Regions from separate parts of the Homo sapiens genome. Here region 1 is linked to region 2. Evidence: chromatin loops called from intact Hi-C (ENCODE). Cell type or tissue: chondrocyte. All regions are shown on one strand. Each heading gives the region's core, and the rest is flanking DNA. Links, peaks and the distances in the headings are about the cores only. Region 1 overlaps PHF21B (PHD finger protein 21B). Region 2 overlaps FBLN1 (fibulin 1).

Evidence for each region. Peaks named below come from ENCODE experiments on the same cell type or tissue, not always from the same donor. Only the 100,000 strongest peaks of a DNase experiment are listed, where the experiment ranks them.
Region 1: it touches region 2 in a loop (3-fold over the local background); 2 of 110 quality-filtered maps call a loop at or near these places.

The regions. Positions count from the first base shown.
Region 1 is chr22:44,971,860-44,979,859 of GRCh38, reverse strand. The region is part of intron 2 of PHF21B (PHD finger protein 21B); the gene reads left to right. Among named protein-coding and RNA genes, the nearest start is that of PHF21B, 34 kb to the left of the region's middle. RefSeq lists an enhancer at 1-511 and silencers at 4,038-4,207, 3,937-4,231. In chondrocyte, for the core only: CTCF peaks have their summits at 3,829 and 4,030 (motif pointing left); a DNase peak (open chromatin) is centred at 4,121.
Region 2 is chr22:45,547,771-45,560,749 of GRCh38, reverse strand. FBLN1 (fibulin 1) reads right to left here. Exons shown (of 17, transcript NM_006486.3): 13 at 12,006-12,137; 14 at 10,135-10,258. Among named protein-coding and RNA genes, the nearest start is that of FBLN1, 51 kb to the right of the region's middle. RefSeq lists enhancers at 6,794-6,903, 11,592-12,379. In chondrocyte, for the core only: CTCF peaks have their summits at 6,523, 6,797 (motif pointing right), 7,908 and 8,114; DNase peaks (open chromatin) are centred at 7,899, 8,029, 8,659, 9,279 and 3 weaker places.

The DNA of each region.
Region 1 (8,000 bases), core at 1-8,000, 580 kb after region 2:
TGACCTCAAATGATCCCCCTGCCTCAGCCTCCCAAAGTGCTAGGATTACAGAAGTGAAATGGTTACTTTTATATTATGTCAATGGTTTTACCTCAATGAACAAAAACAAGCAAGACAACAAGACATTTTGAAAGCCCAAACACCATAAACTGGGCACAGCTTAAAGTGTCTGAGCACACACAGCCGGTAAATGGAGATAGTCATGGACACCAAGTCTCCCTCTGAGCAGGGAAGGAGCTGGAGGAGCCAAGAGGGGAGAGGCACAGCTGCCACGGCGCTGGGCACGTCACAGGCCAGAGTTGGAGAAGGCTGGGGAGGACACTGGGCAGACATGAGACAACCTTTCCTTTCTGCCACTGGCTGCCCTCCAGGGGCTGCAGGAAGGGGTCAGGGTCTGCCTTCCTATGGCTGGGAGGGGGCTGGCAGTCCTGCAGCCCCGCCTGTCCTTAAGACTGCCTCCTGAGTGCCCTTGCACGACCTCGGGTGCCTGTCAGAGACCACGACAGCCTCTGGAGTGTTGGCTGCTCTTTCCCTGGTGTCACACGTGAACTTGGCCTTGGCCACTGTGTTCATCAGGCCGCCAATACCAAAGGACCAGGGCTGCTCAGAGAGGCAGCCCCCAGATGGCACCTCCTCCCTGTACCCCACTGCCCCCAAGCCAGCAGGAGGATCCTCCACACTCTAGATCTCTGCCAAGCACTGTGGGTGCAGGAGAGAATGAACCAGATGTGGTCTACCCTTAGGGGGCTGCAGCTGGAGCTGCCTGAGCCACGTGGCAGCGAGGTCTAGGGGTGCTGGAAAGGGACAAAGCTGGAAGAAATGTTTTCTGAGCCCAAAGTGCAGTTTCATTGCAGGGGGTGGTTGTTACTGGGGGTGAGGCTGTGAACTGGGAAGATGCCCTGTCCTGCGTTTTCTCCCCGGGGCCAGTGGGCCTGCCTCACCTGGGATCTCCAGATGCAGCAGCTGCACGCAGAGTCTACACAGCAGTGGCCACCTGGTTCCCCTGTGGACACATCCTTTGTTCCTCAGAATGAAACCATCTTGTCAACAGCCTTCGCCTATGGGAGCCAGGAGATTGGTTAGCTCCTACGGGAGCCAGGAGATTGGGCAGGTGTAGTAGAAGAGGAAAAAAGGGCGGTCATTCTACAATTGGGAGGATGCCTTACCCGAATCAGAGAAATGCTGATGAAAACCACAGGGAGGCTGGGCGTGGTGGCTCACGCCTGTAATCCCAGCACTTTGGGAGACCGAGGCGGGTGGATCACTTGAGGTCAGGAGTTTGAGACCAGCCTGACCAACATGGAGAAACCCTGTCTCTATGAAAATACAAAAATTAGCCAGGTGTGGTGGCGCATGCTTATAGTCCCAGCTACTTAGGAGGTTGAAGCAGGAGAATCGCTTGAACCCGGGAAGCGGAGGTGGCAGTGAGCCTAGATCGCGCCACTGCACTCCAGCCTGGGCATCGCAGGGAGTCTCCATCTCAAAAAACAAACAAAACAAACAAAAACAAAATCACAGGGAGAGTCCTTTTTGTTTCTTCCAGACGAATACCAACACTGAAGGAGAATGATGACGGTGTTGGGGGCTCCTGGGTGTGAGGAGTGCTGCTGGGTGGGAAGTGGGAGAATTTGGAAAACAATTCGGAAACATCTAGTAAAGATGAGGGGAGATGTACATCTCCTGCAAACCGGAGATCCCACTTGTAGGTATTTCCCATAGAGAAATTATTACACACGTGTCCTGGGAGGCCTGAAAATCCTAGCAGCCAAAATGAAATACAACAGAATGTGGCCACCACTGATGGATAATGGATAAATATGCACATGTATGCACTGTGTCTACAGCAAGGAAAAGGAATGAGTGAGGCCACGTGCAACAACCTTGACTCTTGGGAGCTTGGAGTTGAAGTTTTCTTCAAAAAGTTGCAGAAGAAAACTTCATATGATTTCATTTAATTAAAGTTCAAAACATGCAGGCCAGGTGCAGTGGCTCACACCTGTAATCACACACTTTGGGAGGCCATGGTGGGAGGATTACTTGAGGCCAGGAGTTCGAGATCAGCCTGGGCAACATGGTAAAACTCCATCTCTACAAAAAAAAAAAAAAATGAAAAATGAGCTGGGTGTGGTGGCATGCACCTGTAGCCCCAGCTACTCTAGAGGCTGAGGTGAGAAGATCGCCTGAGCCCAGGAGGTTGAGGCTGCAGTGAGCCATGATTATGCCACTGCACTCCAGCCTGGGTGACAGAGCAAGATCCCATCCCAAAAAACAAGCGATATCCTTTTTTTTTTTTTTGAGACACAGTCTCGCTCTGTCACCCAGGTTGGAGTGTAGAGGTATGATCGCATCTCACTGCAACCTCCGCCTCTCAGGTTCAAGTGATTCTCCTGCCTCAGCCTCCCAAGTAGCTGGGCTTACAGGCGCACACAACCACACCTGGCTAATTTTTGTATTTTTAGTAAAGATGGGGTTTCACCATGTTGGCCAGGCTGGTCTCAAACTCCTGACCTCTGGTGATCTGCCCACCTCGGCCTCCCAAAGTGCTGGGATTACAGGTGTGAGCCACCACCGTGCCTGGCCTGATACACTTTTTGATATACATATGTGGTAAACTATTAAAAAAAAAGTCTGGGAATGAAAAATACAAAATAGTAGTAGTTACCTGTAGCGAGTGGAGGATTTCAAAGTGAATATTTATTTTATTTTTTCCTTTCTTCGTTTTTTTCTTTCTTTTCTTTTTGAGACAGGGTGTCATTCTGTCATCCAGGCTGGAGTGCAGTGACATGATCACAGCTCACTGCAGCCTCACCCTCTCGGGCCCAGGTCAGCCTCCCTAGTATTAATAGCAGGGACTACAGGAGTGTGCCACCTTTTTTGCATCTTTTGTAGACACAGGGTTTTGCCATGTTGCCCAGGCTGGTCTTGAACTGCTGGGCTCAAGCGGTCCTCACACCTGGGCCTCCTAAAGTGCTGGGACTGCATTGTGAGCCCCCGCCCGGCCCTGGCCACTTTCTTAACCCGAGTGCTATGTACATGGATGCTTCTGGTATTATTCTTCAAATGTTACACGTTTTAGAACCTTTAATCTCTCTTCAGTACTTAATAAAACATCTGTATGTTTTTAAATGGGCCTGTAGGTGTGGGGCTTCCTGCCTCAAATGTGAAATTCTGTGCTTTAGTACAGGCAGATGGGTCTGGGCTGTCCTTGGACATACAAGGACCTCCAGGGACAGGACACTTCCAGCTCCCCAGAGGCTGCAACTTGTATAACTTGCAGAAACAAGACGGAACAGTCAAAAGTGCATGAAACCAACTGTGTAAATTGTGAAATGTGAATTGTAATTTTGCTTTTTTCCTTCTAAAATGGCATGAAGTCCACATTTTAAAAGTTTGGATAGGGAAAGATTGGTCAATGGGTACAAAGTTACAGTTAGGTGGGAGGAATAGTTCTGGTGTTCCATTGCACAGCAGGGTGACTGTTGTGCTAACAATATGGTATTATGTATCTTAAGACAGTGTGAAGAGAGGATTTTGAGTGTTCTCACCACAAAGAAATAATAAATGTATGAGGCGATGGATATGCTAAATACCTTGATTTGATGATTACACAATATGTACATGCATCAAAATATCCTACTGTACCCCATGAATATGTAGTTATGTGTCAATTAAAAACAAAATGTTTTCTTGAGACAGGGTCTTGCTCTGTCGCCCAGGCTAGAGTGCAGTGGCGCAATCATGACCCACTGCAGCCTCAGCCTCCTGGGCTCGGGTGATCCTCCCACCTCAGCCTCCTGAGTAGCTGGGACTACAGGTGTGCACCACCATGCCAGGCCAAATTTTTTGAATTTTTTTGTAGAGATGAGGTTTCGCCATGTTGCCCAGGCTGGTCTCGAACTCTTGAACTCAAGCAATCCGTCTGCCTTGGCCTCCCAAAATGCTGGGAATTACAGGCGTGAGCCACTGTGCCCAACCCAAAATTTTTAAAATAGGTTTTCTTTTTAACCAAGGTAAATTCTGGAAATGAAGCAAAACTGACCAGCGCCCTCTCCTGGGCGAGTTGGAAGTGGAGCCCTGGGTGGGAGGACCCGCTGGCCCCAAGAGCCCTGCTGGTTCAGCACCACGGACAGCACTCAGGGCAGCCTCTTTACTGGGCGTGGCCGTGGGCTTCCCTCGCTGATTTGGCCGCAGCTTTGGGGAGGAAGGTGGCAGGAGCCTGGGTTCCCTCCTGCCTTCCTCGTAGGCTGAGATGAGCTGGAAGAAGCTCATGCCACAGTGCGCAGCATAGCTCGGTGTTCTGTAAATGCTTAGAAAACCCTCTCTGCTGTCAGGGCAGGAGGGCGCCCAGTGATGAGACCTGCTTGCGACTCATGAGGGGACTCCATGTGCAGTACCGATGTCACCAGGCCTAGAGGGACGCCTGCTCTCCATACACTTTCTAGGCTGGCTGGAGGGAGGGGAGGGACAGGGGCCTCTTATGGCTCTGTGAGACACCCACCCAAAGGCGCTTCCTGCTCCGGAAGGAACAGTGTCACGGTGGCCAGAGGGGGAGTCCAAGGCCAGGCAGGTGCTGGTCACTCCTTGGGCTCATCCCAGGCGTGGGGCTGGCTGAGGGAGCTGAAGTGTCTCAGCCAGGAGCTTGGACCCTTGATTCTGCTTCCCTGGAGAAAAGGTGGGTTTGATGGAGAAGGGGTGAGAGGAGGATGGTGATGGGGGCTTCAGGAAGATTCTCTGCTCTCTTCCCTCAGCCAAGGGTGCAGATTGGGGAGCAGGTGGAGAGAGAGGAGAAGGTGGGGTCAGCGTCCAGGACAGGCTGTGGCTCCATGCTGGAGGAGAGACAGAGACCGACAGGAGGATGTCTGAGGATTCTTTCAGCTTTGAATTGTAGGATGTTTGTTTCTCATCACAACACCCATGTGTTAATTCACATTTCATTTTGATCTGCTTGTTCAATGATTGGGTACTGAGTGGTATTAATATGATCAGAATTTTCAATAACAGAGAATATTACGCTATTCATTGAAACAAATTGGTTGGCATCTATATCTCCATATACCACCCTGGTCTTATTAGATCTAAATCATATTCACGCTCAGCGCTCTGATTTGAACTGTAAACCCAGCATGGGAGGCGGGATACCTGCTGTTTGAAGAGCTCTCTTTCTCCTCCAATTTCTGGTCTGATTGGACACACACTGTATAGCACCAGGCTGCATCTATGAGCAGGTCAGGTGGTGACGAGGGCCCGGAAGTGACCCGCTGTGGTCACAGTGGATTTGCCTAGTGTTAAAACTCAATGTAAGCTGCACGGATGTAGGACTTTGTGCAGGGTGGTACCAACACATGTGGGTATGTCGGCTGTTTGGGTGAAAATGTAAGCATGTGTCATGTCAGGGTGTGTTTGTGCAGACCTCTGTGTCCTTAAGCATATGCATTTTTTTTTTTTTTTTTAAGACAGGGTCTCTGTCGCCCAGGCTGGAGTGCAGTGGTGCGATCATGGCTCACTGCAGTCTCAACCTCCTGGCCTCAAGTGACCCTCCTGCCTCAGCCTCCCGAGTAGCTGGGACTACAGGCATCCGCCACCATGCCCAGCTGATTTTTATATTTTAGTAGAGACAGGGTTTCGCCATGTTGGTCAGGCTGGTCTCGAACTCCTGGCCCTCAAGTGATCCACCTGCCTCGGCCTCCCAAAGTGTTGGGATTACAGACGTGAGCCACCGCACCTGGCCGCATATGCACGTTTACAGCATCACACACAAACACTCCAGGCAGAGAATGGAACTGATAGTCACGCCTGTCTGCTGTGGCCTCAGCCCAAAGCTTTTAGTACTTCTGAGCAAGGAGGAGTGTCAGCCTGGCCAGGGTGTCTCACTGGTGTCCAAAAACTACGCCCCTAGTGTTGTTTCTGCTAATTCTGCCTACATTGTCCTTACCTGCCTCCTCTTCTGGCTTATTCCTGCTAATTTGTTAAGAATTGACTTGGCACCACCTCCTCCAAGAAGTCTTCCCTGACTTCCCAGTGCTGGGCTAGGTCTTGTTCAGCTAGTTGCATAGCTTCTGGGGACAAGAGCCACACTTTCCTCTCCCATGGCGACCCCACCCTTACACTGTCTTGAGAAAGCTGGGAATACAGTGGGTACTCTGTATATGTTAGTTGTGTTTCAGAATGGTTCCTTTTCCCCTCACCCCAGTCAAGCACAGTGGGATTTTTCTCCAGTATTCACTTGGAGACCCTGGTGGGGTTTCTGAAGGTAAGCCTTATAAAAGTGTGCCCCCCACCCCACGCTGAGCCCCTAGGTTTTAAGTCTTGAGGTAGCCCCCACTCAGCTTGAGCAGTTCGCTGAAGTTGCCTTTTTGTTCCTCCCAGTTCCTGGCTCCAGCAGCCTGTCCTCACTGTGAGCTGTGGTTCTCTGTCTCCGCCTGTCTCTTTAGTTTTAGGGTTGGCTGTTTGTCCTGTAACCTCAATTTTCTGAGGATTCTAAGAAAAGTCACTGATTTTCAGTTTGCTTAACTTTTTTCTGGTTTCAGGGGTGGGAGCTGACATCTGCCAATCTGGAAGTTGATGTGCATAGGTTGAGTGCACTTGAATCTTCTCTTTGCTTCTTTGGCGGACCCAGGGTCCAGGGACAGGGAGGGGACAGGGTGGAGACCAGCAGACCCCGTTTTCTCTGACTGGGGCCTGAGGACCTGAAGGGAATGCAGCCCCTCGGGGACTTCTGTATTAAACACAGACACACAGACTCCACCGGGCTGTGATGACTGGGGGTGGGGAGTCAGTCATAGTGTTTGCACTTAATTCTGACAACAAAGCTGAGGGTCATCAGAGCCCGGAGTGGGAGTTTGTTAAAGTGACAGTCACCTGGTGTCATTCTCACAGCTGAGGACCTCCTGCATGGCGGGGAGGGTGTGCCTCCTCATCTCTGAGCGCCCTGCCTGCCAACCTCCCTCCCCCGCCCCTACTTCCTTGGCCTACTTGGGCCTTGGCACCAGGCCTGTGCCAGGGCCCAAGTTGTCTGGCAGCAAAGACACAGTCCCTGTCTGTAGGGGGACGGACACACAGCTCCTTTGCACACAGCTTTGGGACAGGGAGAGGGGCAGAATCCTATTTGTCCTAGGAGAAGCTCAGCTCCACCTGGGTGGGACATGCAGCAGGTGCTCAGTGTTTGTTGACTGACTGAGTGAGGGCTTTCAAGGACCCACACGATGTCCGCTTCTGCCCAGAGCACCCTGAGCCGACGTACATGAGGAGTTTCCACTGAGGAGCCATGTCAGGGCGTGCAGTGTGGGCCTGGAGAGCCAGCACCGGCTTCCTGGTTCCACTGAGCAGCCGCGTCCGCCAACACTCGGTTTCCGGCTTCCTCATTGCACTGAGCAGCCGCGTCTGCCAACACTCGGTTTTCGGCTTCCTCGTTCCACTGAGCAGCAGCGTCCGCCAACACTTGGTTTCAAGCTTCTTTGGCTTTTCAGGTTTTTTCCCCTCTTAACAAAATGATGAAAATGCACAACAGGCCGAAATGCCCAAATCCGTCACTCATGATACATTTTACCAAAGTCAAAAGAAAAAAGAAACGTCCTCCTTAATCACCTTTCATATTTTCATTAGCAACATCAAAGCGATCAGGTCTGGGAAAGCCCATCTGAGTCATGTCTCTGGTAAGAAGTTGATGAAGAATACAAAGGAACTTGAATTTCAAAGCCAAGCCTTTATCTCTCATTCATGTTTTCTACTGTGAGGGCTCCCCCAAGACCCAGCCCTGTCATTCATTAGGGGAGGGCCTGCAGGTCTGAGCAGACACAGTGTTGCCCACCCTAAAGCATTCAGTGCAGCCGGTATGGGTGACCCTGTCCTGAGCCCACTGGAACCCTCATCTCTCCCCCCAACTGCAACCCAGGGATAGGAGTTGCTTAACCTCCCTGAGCCTGTTTTCTTATGTGTTTATTAGCAGCTGTGGGGCGCCTGCTTCATGCCTTACTTTGTGCTGGACCAGGTGGTATGCAAGG
Region 2 (12,979 bases), core at 2,111-10,110:
AAAAGAACTGCTTGAGTTTTCTAATTTATAGAAACTAATCTGGAGAACGGGCATGAGAATGGATATTAAGGGTGTCGGAGAATGGTGGAAGGAACATAGCGTTGGATTAGGCTGAATTTACAGATTTAGGCCCACTAAGCAGGGACTCTGCATTTAATGTTGCAACTCGGGGAGTTAAAAAAGGTTCTAATAGTTTATTTGCTGGTTTAGCTGAAATACGGATGAAGAGATGGCCCACTGTGAGCAAGCTGGAAATGCTTGGTCTTCCTTGGTTTAATGTAGAGGAAGGAATCCAAAGACTTAGGGAGATTGGGATGGTGGAGTGGATTAGTCACTTTAGACCTACTCAACCAAGTTGGGAGGATTCAGAAGATATACCCTTGACCAATGTCTTTCGAAACAGATTTGTGAGGGCAGCACCTGCATCTTTGAAGAGCCCTGTAATTGCTCGTCTTGGTATGTCAGATCTAACAGTGGGAACCACAGTCACTCAACTACAAAATTTAAATACAATGGAAATAATTGGATCCTGAGGTGGCAGTGGCCAAGTGACAGCACTCAACCATCAAAGGCAAGGTGGGTGTAGCTTCTGTAATGGACAGCAGAGGCAAAGCAGCAATCAGAATAGTCTGTCTCGTGTAGAGCTCTGGCATTGGCTAATTAATCACAGTGTTCCTAGAAGTGAAATTGATAGGAAGCCTACTGCATTCCTACTTGATTTGTATAAGCCGAAAACTTCTAGATCAAGTGGACAAAAGACTAATTTGAATTACAAAAAAAGAGAATCACGGCCCCTCAATCAATTTCCAGACTTGAACCAGTTTACAGACCCAGAACCCCTTGAATGAAGGGGAGGCGGGTCCTCTTGAGGAAGGACCCCACTACATTACTGACAATTTATGCAGTGAATCTTTCTCCCATCCTTCCCCAAAGAGACCTCTGGCCTTTTACCAGAGTAACTGCATTGGGGAAAGGGAAATGATCAGACATTTTGGGGACTATTGGACACTGATTCTGAGCTGAGGTTGATTCCAGGGGACCCAAAACGTCATTGTGGCCCTCCAGTTAAATAGGGGCTTAAGGAGGTCAGGTAATTAATGGAGTTTTAGCTCAGGTCTGACTTACAGTGGGTCCAGTGGGTCCCCGGACTCATCCTGTGGTCATTTTCCCAGTGCCAGAATGCAGAATTGGCAGAGACATACTTAGCAGCTGGCAGAACCCCCACACTGGCTCCCTGACTGGTAGGGTGAGGGCTTTTATGGTTGGAAAGGCCAAATGGAAGCCATGAGAGCTGCCTCTACCTAGAAAAACAGTAAATCAAAAACAATATCGTATTCCCGGAGGGATTGCAGAGATTAGTGTCACCATCAAAAACTTGAGACGCGGGGTGGTGATTCCCACCACATCCCGGTTCAACTCTCCCATTTGGCCTGTGCAGAAGACAGATGGATCTTGGTGAACGGCAGCGGATTATCGTAAGTTTAACCAAGTGGTGACTCCAATTTGCAGCTGCTGTACCAGATGTGGTTTCATTGCTTGAGCAAATTACCATATCTCTTGGTACCTGGTATGTAGCCACTGACTTGACAAATGCCTTTTTCTCCATTCCTGTTCCAAGGCCCACCAGAAGCAATTTGTCTTCAGCTGGCAAGGCCAGCAATATACCTTCACTGTCATACCTCAGGGGTGTATCAACTCTCCGGCTTTGTGTCATAATCTTATTCATGTCATAATCTTATTCGGAGAGACCTTGATCGCATTTCGCTTCTGCAAGATATCACGCTGGTCCATTAAATTGGTGACATTATGCTGATTGGATCCAGTAAGTGAGAAGTAGCAAACACACTGGACTTATTAGTGAGACATTTGCATGCCAGAGGATGGAAAATAAATCTGATAATAAAATTCAGGGACCTTCTACCTCAGTAAAATTTCTAGGGGTCCAGTGGTTTGGGGCCTGTCGAGATATTCCAAGGTGAAGGATAAGTTGCCTGCATTTGGCCCCACCTACAACCAAGAAAGAGACACAACGCCTAGTGGGCCTATTGGATTTTGGAGGCAACACATTCCTCGTTTGAGTGTTACTCCAGCACATTTATCGAGTGACCTGAAAGGCTGCCAGTTTTGAGTGGGGTCCAGAACAGGAGAAAGCTCTATGACAGGTCCAGGCTGTTGTGCAAGTTGCTCTGCCACTTGGGCCATATGACCCAGCAGATCCAATGTTGCTTGAGGTGTCAGTGGCAGATAAGGATGCTGGCTGCAGCCTTTGGCAGGCCCCCATAGGTGAATCACAGTGGCGGTCTCTAGGCTTTCGGAGCAAGGCCCTGCCATCTTCTGCAGATAACTACTCTCCTTTTGAGAGACAGCTCTTGGCCTGTTACTGGGCTTTGGTGGAAACTGAATGTTTGACTCTGGGTCATCAAGTCACCATATGACCTGAACTGCCTATCATGAACTGGGTGCTTTCTGACCCATCTAGCCATAAAGTTGGTCATGAACAGCAGCATTCCATCATCAAATGGAAGTGGTATATACGTGATCGGGCTTGAGCAGGTCCTGAAGGCACAAGTTAAGTTACATGAGGAAGTGGCTCAAATGCCCGTGGTCTCCACTCCTGCCAACTTGCCTTCTCTTCTCCAGCCTGCACCGATGGCCTCATGCAGAGTTCCCTACGATCATCTGACAGAGGAAGAGAAGACTAGGGCCTGGTTCACAGATCATTCTGCACGATATGCAGGCACCACCCGAAAGTGGACAGCTGCAGCACTACTGCCCCTTTCTAGGACATCCCTGAAGGACAGTGGCAAAGGGAAATCTTCCCAGTGGGCAGAACTTCAAGCAATGCACCTGGTTGTGCACTTTGCATGGAAGGAGAAATGACCAGATGTGCGATTACATACTGATTCATGGGCTGTGGCCAATGGTTTGGCTGGATGGTCAGGGACTTGGAAGAAGCATGATTGGAAAATTGATGACAATGAAATTTGGGGAAGAGGTATGTGGATAGACCTCTCTGAGTGGTCAAAAACTGTGAAGATATTTGTATCACATGAGAGTGCTCACCATATCACATAAAAGAGCTCAGCAGAGGAGGATTTTAATAATCAAGTGGATAGGATGATTCATTCTGTGGACACCACTCGGCCTCTTTCCCCAGCCACCCCTGTCATTGCCCAATGGACCCATGAACAAAGTGGCCATGGTGGCAGGGATGGAGGTTACACATGGGCTCAGCAACATGGACTTCCACTCACCAAGGCTGACCTGGATATGGCCACTGCTGAGTACCCAATTCGCCAGTAGCAGAGACCAACACTGAGCCCTCGATGTGGCACCATGCCTCGGGGTGATCAGCCAGCTACCTGGTGGCAGGTTGATTATACTGGACCTCTTCCATCATGGAAATGGCAGAGGTTTGTCCTCACCGGAATAGACACTTACTCTGGATATGGGTTTGCCTATCCTGCACACGATGCTTCTGCCAAGACTACCATCCGTGGGTTCACAGAATGCCTTATCCACCCTCATGGTATTCCACACAGCATTGCCTCTGACCAAAGCACTCACTTTACTGCTAAAGAGGTGTGGCAGTGGGCTCATGCTCATGGAATTCACTGGTTTTACCATGTTCCCCATCGTCGTGAAGCAGGTAGATTGATAGGATAGTGGAATGGCCTTTTGAAGTCACAATTACAATGCCAACTAGGTGACAGTACTTTGCAGGGCTGGGACAAAGTTCTACAGAAGGCCATGTATGCTCTGAATCAGGGTCCAATATTATGGCACTGTTTCTCCCATAGCCAGGATTCACGGGTCCAGGCATCCAAGGGTGGAAATGGAAGTGGCACCACTCACCATCACCCCTAGTGATCCACTAGCAAAATTTTTGCTTCCTGTTCCTGCAACATTACGTTCTGCTGGCCTAGAGGTCTTAGTTCCAGAGGGAGGAACGCCGCCACCAGGAGACAGAACAAGGATTCCATTAAACTGGAAATTAAGATTGCCACCTGGACACTTGAAGCTCCTCCTACCTTTAAGTCAACAGGCTAAGAAGGGAGTTACAGTGTTGGCTGGGGTGGCTGACCCAGACTATCAAGATGAAATCAGTCTACTACTCCAAAATGAAGATAAGTTAGAGTATGCATGGAATACAGGAGATCCATTAGGGCATCTCTCAGTATTACCATGCCCTGTGATTAAGGTCAATGGGAAACTACAACAGCCCAATCCAGGCAGGACTACAAATGACCCAGACCCTTCAGGAATGAAGGTTTGGGTCACTCCACCAGGAAAAAAAAAAAACAAGATCTGCCAAGGTGCTTGCTGAAGGCAAAGGGAATACAGAATGGGTAGTAGAAGAAGGCAGTCATCAATACCAGCTACGAGCCATGTGACCAGTTGCAGAAACGAGGACTGTAATTGTCGTGAGTATTTCCTCCTTCTTTTAAAAACATGGCCAGGTGCTGTGGCTCACGACTGTAATCCCAGCATTTTGGGAGGCCGAGGCGGGAGGATCACTTGAGGTCAGGAGCTCAAGACCAGCCTGACCCACATGGTGAAACCCCATCTCTACTTAAAATAGAAAAATTAGCTGGGTATGGTGGTGCACACCTGTAATCTCAGCTACTCAGGAGGCTGAGGCAGGATAATCACTTGAACTCGGGACGTGGAGGTTGCGGTGAGACAAAATCACACCACCACACTTCAGCCTCGGCAACAGAGGGAGACTCTGTCTTAAAAAACACACAAACAAAAAACAATCAAAAATGTTTGTGCATGTATACACTTGTACTAACAAAAATGACTTCATTTTATTTCCTTTCTCTTTTATCAAGTGACATAAGATTTATTGAATTCACATCAGCATTTAAGTATCGTTAACTTTATATAATAGTATTTGGGTTGGGGATTGGTGAGTTTCTGGTCGTATGAAGTATAGTTATGTTAGGTGTAATTATGATCTTATTATTGTCTTTATTTGAAGATTATGTATGATCTCAGGAGATGTGCATGGGTTCAAGTTGACAAGGGGTGGACTTGTGATGGTTAATACTGAGTGTCAACTTGATTGGATTGAAGGATACAAAGTATTGATCCTGGGTGTGTCTGTGAGGGTGTTGCCAAAAAAGATTCACATTTGAGTCAGTGGGCTGGGAAAGGCAGATCCATCCTTAATCTGGGTGGGCACCAACTAATCAGCTGCCAGCACGGCTACAGCATAAGCAGGCAGAAAAACGTGAAAAGAGAGACTGGCCTAGCCTCCCAGCCTACATCTTTCTCCCGTGCTGGATGCTTCCTGCCCTCAAACATTGGACTCATTTTTTCTTCATTTTTGGGACTCAGACTGCTCTCCTTGTTCCTCAGCCTGGAGATGGCCTATTGTGGGGCCTTGTGATCATGTGAGTTAATCCTTAATAAACTCCACTTTATATATATATTCCATATATATATTCCATTTTATATATATATATATATATTCCATTTTATATATATATATATATGTATATTCCATTAGTTCTGTCCCTCTAGAGAACCCTAATACAGGTCCAAACTTCTTGTGGTGGAGACAGAGACGGGTCCCAACCTCCTGCGGTGGAGACACGGACGGGTCCCAACCTCCTGGGGTGGAGACGGGGACGGGTCCCAACCTCCTGCGGTGGAGACGGGGACGGGTCCTAACCTCCTGCGGTGGAGACGGGGACGGGTCCTAACCTCCTGCGGTGGAGACGGGGACGGGTCCTAACTTCCTGTGGTGGAGACGGGGACGGGTCCTAACTTCCTGTATAGGATGAGCACAGATTCCAACTTCCTGTTACAGATTCTAACCTCCTGTGACAGGATGGAGATCGGTATTATCTTCCGCTACAGGATAGTAACAAGTTCTAATTTCTTGTCACAAGATGGGACAGGGGTCGTCTCCTGTGTACTGAACTCCTGGCCCATCATACTCTGAAGGTGGCTGCCTGAGGAAGCAGGGCCCAGGTGCGGAGCCCCAGAGGACCTGGCCCAGGTGCTCCAGGAAGCCCTGCCATCTGGGCTGTGTCTGGATTCTGAGGTCAGGAGCATCCTCTCGTCCTGGCCTTCTATCACATCTCCCTTTTGGCTTTTTAAGTTTCCATGTCTCGTGCTGGGTTACTTGGACTTGCTTGAGGCATTTATCGAGACTGGGGTCTCCTTTTACCTCCTCTTTCCAGGTTTGTCAGGACTGACAGGAGGCCTTGCATTTACTTGGCTAGTGATCATTCCAAGCTCTTAGAAAGGACTGGCCTGGGAGTCAGGGGCACTGAACGGGGGAGTCCTGCCTGGGAGGGGCCCAAAACAGAGGCAGGAAAGAAGGTGGGCACGGGTGCTGCTGGCGGTGGCCTGCCCCAGAGATGCCCAGGTCCAGGCCAAACGGGAGTGCTCCAGGCGATCTGAGAGCTCTCCCCCAGGGGGGCCTCTGAGGAGCTATGACCAAAGCGTCCGTGAACTGGGGGAGGAGCATGGGACCCATGAGCTGTGCTTCCGGGTGCAGGTGAACTGCGCTTCCGGGTGCAGGGAGCAGGCTGCAAGCAGCAGACTTTCCTTCCACTCGCTCCCTCCACTGTCTCCCATCGTCCTCCCGCTCTACTGGCTGGAAGACAGACGCCCATTGAGGATGCAGAACTTGCTGATAGCTCCGTGGTGTGTCGTAAGGGGCAAGCTTGGCTTTCAAAGTCGGCCTGTCTTACTTCAAAGCTTTTACACACACAATGTATGCACACACACAAGCACGCGCACACGCACACACACCAGCAACTTCAGGACCAGCCTGGATGGGGCTGGTCAGCAGGTGGCGCTAGAGTCGCCCTGGTGGGATTTCGGCTTCCCGCTTCTCTCAGCATGGCGGGTACTAACCAGGGATGGAATTTGTTTTGCCAGAGGGAAGCGGAGGAAAGCAATGGGAGGTGTGCGTGGTGTTCTGGTGCAGCTCCCGCCGTCATCACACACAGCGACTGGTCACTCCTCCCCTGGAGGCTCCCCCTCCGACCCCACACAGTCATTCCTCAGAGCACCCCAAAACCTTCTCTACACTAGGAGTTTCTGGGCTGGCTCCTTCTGGACAAAGAGCAGGGCCTGGGGCACCCGCTATGTGCTTTGCAAATGACTAATGCACAAAAATAAACATGTCCTTGATTTTCCTGGTAAGTCCTGGCTTCAATGATCGTACTTCGCTCTACTCAAACTTTTTAAAACACCAGAAACATAACTGTCTGGCAAACTGCCTGTCAGACTGGGAACGGCCCAAAAATCCCTTTTAGCCAGTGTGTCTAGGTCAGGGACGGGTTGTCATCACTGAATGTATTACAGAGCAGGGCATAGGCGAGCCCGCCCCGTCCCCCCCTGCCACGCAGGCCCTGGTTTCCAGACATGTCCCCTCAGCAGGCCACCCATCCTGGGCCATGTCATGCGTTAGAGGACAATGTGCTCCAACTTGCCAGTTCAACACATTTGACCCTAACACCTCAAGCTCTATGGAAATGATCCTAAGCCACCACACACCAGAGAAAAAAGGCCCTCTAGGCCCCCTCCTTCTCCTGGGAGGCACGGCAGTTCTGGCCACCCCAGGTGCTTGTGGATATCCCTGCCGGCATTTTCCTGACTTTCACACGCTCGTCGTCCGGGAGACAAGCCCCAGGAACTGGCCAAGGCAGGGGGGCCATCGACGGCTCTATCTCTGCCACCGTCCACCGTGTTACACCCTCAGGCCCACAGCTGTTCACTCGTGTCCCATCCCCGGGAAGCGGCAACCAAGGCCACCCGGCTTTGCTCCAGCTTTCTAGACCACAGGTCATCAGGCGCCGGCCCCACTGAGGGGATAAAGAGGATGTGTCCGGCCCCATGAAGGCTGTGGGACAGCTTTGCACACTTCCTCCTGCGGGCAGAAGGGAATTGTGTGGGCAGGACTGTAACAGCCTGGTCCTGTCCACAAGGCCGAGCCCTGTGGTTTGCGGCCCAGCTTCCTGGGTCATGCTCCAGTTACCAGCCCTCGGCCGCCGGGATGTTCCCCAGATGGAAGCCGTCTGAGTGGAGAGAGAGAGAAAGGCACAGCAGCGGACTCTGCAGTCCTGTCTGTCAAGGCTCCCGAAGGAGGCGCTCTTGCTGAGTTGTTAACCACAGAAGCGCCGGCCATGGGTCCCTCCTAAATATGGCTCTTTTAGATTTTAAAAATTGCTTTCTGAAGCTTAGATGAAAAAACGTGTTAAGCAGCTTCGATTTTTGATGAGCAGGAAAAGGGGCTGTAAAATACAAAACTCCAGTCTGAGGGGTTAGCAGTGCTGAGAGGGGGTGGCCCCTCCTCACTATCAGTCCCGGGAGTCCAAGGGCTGGAACAAGCCAGGCGCCCAGCAGCTCAATCCCTTACTGCACAGCACACAGGGCCCAGGTTTCAGGCTGAACTCCCCATTTCACCGCACATGTGTCCATACTCCCGCCGCTTCTGCCTAATTCGCTCCCCCTTCCACCTCCATGCAGGCATGGCCCACTCCAGACAGCCCCCTGCCCACCCTCACGCCCAGCCAGGTGGGGTCCCCTCCTCCCTCCTAGCACACACGCCGAAGGCGGAGCCTGTGCGGGGACAAAGCCCTCTGTGGGCTGTCTACCCAGGTGCCTGCACGCAGTAGGTCCAGGAAGAAACGACTTTCTCCAGCACTGAGGGGTGGCAGAGGCTTCCACAGCCAACATGAGGGGTGGAGCTGGGTTCCCCTGATTTCAGCCATGACCTCAGCACACATGGCCAACCCGCCCACCCTCAGGCTTAGGAGGCGCCAGGGCCCCTGTGCAGGGCAGCCTCCCCCTCTTCGAAAGGTGGTTTCACGACTGTGCGCAAGTTAGAAATCGAGGTCACAACCACAGCCAGCCTCCTGGAATCCTCAAGCCCAGGCGCTGACAAAGGCTGGGGAGAGAGTGAACTTACAATGACAGACGGCTGCACAGCCTGCAGCCAAGGCCATCGAACTTTCTTAATGGCTCAGAGAAGCAGTGTCACTGCCTGGGGCAGGCTGTTGCATAACCATGAGCTCTTCGGGATGCTACAGACTTGCAAACCCAGTTTTGGGGCAGCTTTTTCCTAACCCAAGCTCAGGAAGGAAACAAGATGTTGGGTTTTCAAGCAGACAGAAATCCGTGCTGGGAAACAGGGAAATGGCTGGGCCAGCCAATGAGAATCGCAAAGCCAGGAAGAATATGGAGGGCTGCCAGGGACAACGGGGCTGCTCGGGTACCCAGAAGCCTTGCTATGCCACAAGCCAGGGCAGCTGCCCCTAGGGTCAAGAGGTGGACACTACCACTGACCCTCAGGTCGCGGGGGCAGCTGGCCAAGAGCCCAAGGCAGGCTGAAGGTCAAGGGGCCAAGGCCTCGGAAACAGCTGGCTGCCTGCATCGTGCACTCAGAGTGCTGGGAGAGGTCACAAGTCCACAGTCCTGAGATCGGTCCCAGCATGGAGCTTTTCCTGAAGCAACTGACTGTGGCACTAAATGAGACTTTCTGAATACAATTAGGGGCAAGGGGGATAGGAAGTGGGAACCGTGGTCTCAAGTGGGCGCCGTGATGGCCTAGGAGTGAGTGAGCTTACAAAGACATAGGGGCACGCAGCCCCACGTTTAGGATCTGGAATCTTTGATGCCGTTCCCACACGGTCACCAGGCTGGACGAATTCTGGCTTTCAGGTGGGCACCTAACAACAACGTCCAACAGGTCACATCGGCTCCCTGGCTTTGGGCTGACATGGAGACATTGCTACCTATGCATCTCAGTCAGAGCACGTTCTGACATCTGCATGTTACAGATGAGGAAACTGAGGCCCAGAGAGCTTGCCCAAGGCTTCCACCCTAGGAAAAAAGAGGGCTGTGGTTTCTCCTGGTTCTGTGCACAGCCTTGGCCTGAAAACATGACTATAGACCCCAGACTCATTTGCAGTTACCCCCTTGACTTTCCGAGACCAGTGTCACTAGCATTTAGGGGCTTGAGGGCCAGGGATCAGGTGATCTTTGAGTGCCCTGAGTCCCTCATGGGAGGACACCGAGGTCACAGCCTGATAACCCACCCACCCGGGAACTGGGTCACCAGGAAGGCCAACACAGACAGACGACGATGGCATGGTCCAAGGGACTTACGTGGCTGCGGAGCGGCGGTAGTTCTCAGGGCACTCGAAGGCCAGGCAGCGGAAGCCGCCCTGGATGTTGAAGCAGGTCTCGTTGATGGAGCAGTTGTGGATGCCAGTCACACACTCATCAATGTCTGCAAGAGACCCCACAGCAGCACAGTGAAGGCAGAGGCTGCAGGAGCCATACCCATCTGGAGACGGAGGAGCCCAGGCCTCCCATCAACTAGGGTTAGGGGTGGCGATCAGGCCATCCCTGCCCTCCACTGGCTGATCTTCAGAGCAGCGTCCTGTGCCAGTTCTTACATTTATAGGGTATTTACATTTATAGAGTGTTAACTTATCATTCGCAATCCCTGGAGGGAGCGTGACGATGGTAAAAGTAAACACTACATGATGGGTCCTGGGAGTACCTCGCAAGGATAAGTCACTGAATCCTCCTAAGAACTCAATGAGGCAGATACTGTTATGATCCTCATTTTATGAGGAGCTCACAGAGCTTAAGAGACCTGCCTGAGGTCACACATTTTATAAATGTCAGAGCTGAGCTTTGAACCCGGGCAGGCTGGCATCAGAGTCCATACACTAACTAACCAGAGCCTCTCTGTGGCTCCCGAGGCTCAGCACCCTTACCCTAGGTGTGACTCAACCTCTTAGGAGAAAAGGGCAGGAGCTGCTAGCTCCACACAACAATGAGAAAAACAGCCTTCGAGGGATCATACGTCTTGCCTGTGTGTTGGGGTTGGTGGCTGTTCAGGGTGGACTGGAACCACCAGGTCTGGGACTCCTGGGATGGGGCCTGGGGCACCACACTGAGAGGCCCCTGGAGATGGGGGAGCAGCCCAACTCCCATAGACTCTGGAGCAGCCAAACAGTGGGGCTCAGGGGCTGTCACCAACCCTGGGAGACATCCATTAAGAGGTGCCAAATGCCTGAGCATCGGTGGCAAAAACAACACTCCCCAGCCTCAAAGGCCCGGCTCAGGAATGTGTTTATGCTGAGTCTGGGCGGGACCCCAGGCTGTGGTGAGGGAGCCTGGCCAGGAGAAAAGTCATTTGCTCCGTCAGAAATGCAGACACAACCAGCCTTCCATCCAGAGCCCAGGGCAAGCGGAGGGGGCCTCCCAGGAAACACCGCAGCTCCTGCCTGCCTTTCATCAAAGTCACCTTCCTCATGACCAGAAGCTACATCTGTGGGACCCAGGGGGCTTCCAGAGCCCCAGGATCCACAGTCCTGTGTGGGGCTCCCGAGGAACTGGCTGGACAGCCCCACCTCCATGACTCAGCTTCTGGGCGCAGTGTGTACACTGAGGATCACGCGCTCACAAACATCTACTCAGCACCCGCTGTCAGTGATTGAATGGATGGTTATCAGATGGCTCTGGGGGACACACACTGCCCCCTAGAGCATTCGTAGAAAAGGGGGCTGAATGCAGAACCAATGCCATTGGCCACCATTACTTAGCCGATGCTGGAGCTGACCCATAGCCATGAGTATCCCTGGGCCATCCCACACCAGGCCACGCCATCCCCTGGCCTGGACTGCTTCCTCCCTGGCGGGCATCTTCCTAAAGGCCTCTGTTCCAGCCTTTACGGGGCTGCTGAGGGGAGGGGAGGAGGGCTGAAGTGTTCCTGCCGGATGCAGCCGCCACAGGCTCAGACAATCCAGAGGACAAGTGTGCTGGGGCCTGGGTGTAGGAGACCAGGGTGCTGCAGACCCCAGGACACCCCTTGGATGGGGTGGGCCTCCTTTTCCTGAATGCATTCCATCTGTGCTGTGGCCCTTGGGTTGGGGAAGCACAGCCCCCGAGCCCAGCCTCAGCCCCACGACATTGCAGGGCCCCAAGCAGAGCGTGAGGGACCCCAGGGCATCCCTCCTGCTCACCTTGGCAGTTGCGGCCATTGGGGGCCAGCCTGTAGCCAGACGAGGGGCAGCTGCACTGGAAGCTTCCAGGGATGTTGATGCAGCGGTAGGAGCAGATGTGGCCCCCGGTGGGCAGGGCGCACTCGTCGATGTCTGCAACGGCAAAGCCCACCTCAGCCTCAGTGTCCTGGCACCTGGCCATGGCTGCTGGCCATGCTACATCGCCCTGGGGGCTGCACTGGGGCCCGGGAGGGCAGCAGCACAGGACAAGCTGAACACAGGAAGCCTCAGAGACCATCGTGCTCAGAGAGGCGATGGGACTAGCCTAGGGTCACACAGCAAGTTCATGGTGTGAAGTATGCATGTGGCGGGCAGGGGGAAATATGGACCACAGTTCAATAATAAGAAACACACCTCAGCTGGGTGCACTGGCTCATGCCTGGAATCCCAGGCATGGGAGGCTGAGGCAGGAGGGTTACTTGAGCCCAGGAGTTCGAGACCAGCCTCGGCAACAAAGTGAGACCCTGTGTCTACAAAAAATCAAAAAAGTTAGTCAGGCATACTGGTGCATGCCTGTGGGCCCAGCTACTCAAGGAGGCAGAGGTGGGAGAATTGCTAGATCCCAGGAGATGGAGGCTGCAGTGAGCCGTGTTTGTACCACTGCCCTCCAACCTGGGTGACAGAGCTGTCTCTGTCTCAAAAACAAACAAGCAAACAAAATACACACACACCTTACATGAAAATGGTAATCATCGTAATTGCCCTTAATTGCCTGTAATTGCTGTCATCTAGTTTAATCCTCCAATGATCTGGTGAGGCTGAAGTTAATCATCATGTTACAGATGAAGAGTTAGAGCTCTGAGTCAGGGATATAGGTGGTCCCTGAGCCCCCTCCTTACCTCTCAGCCATGCACCACCACCAAGACCTGAGATATGCGGCCCAAGGTCCCAGTGCATGTTGTAATTACCGCCGTGCACATTTATTAAAGAACAAG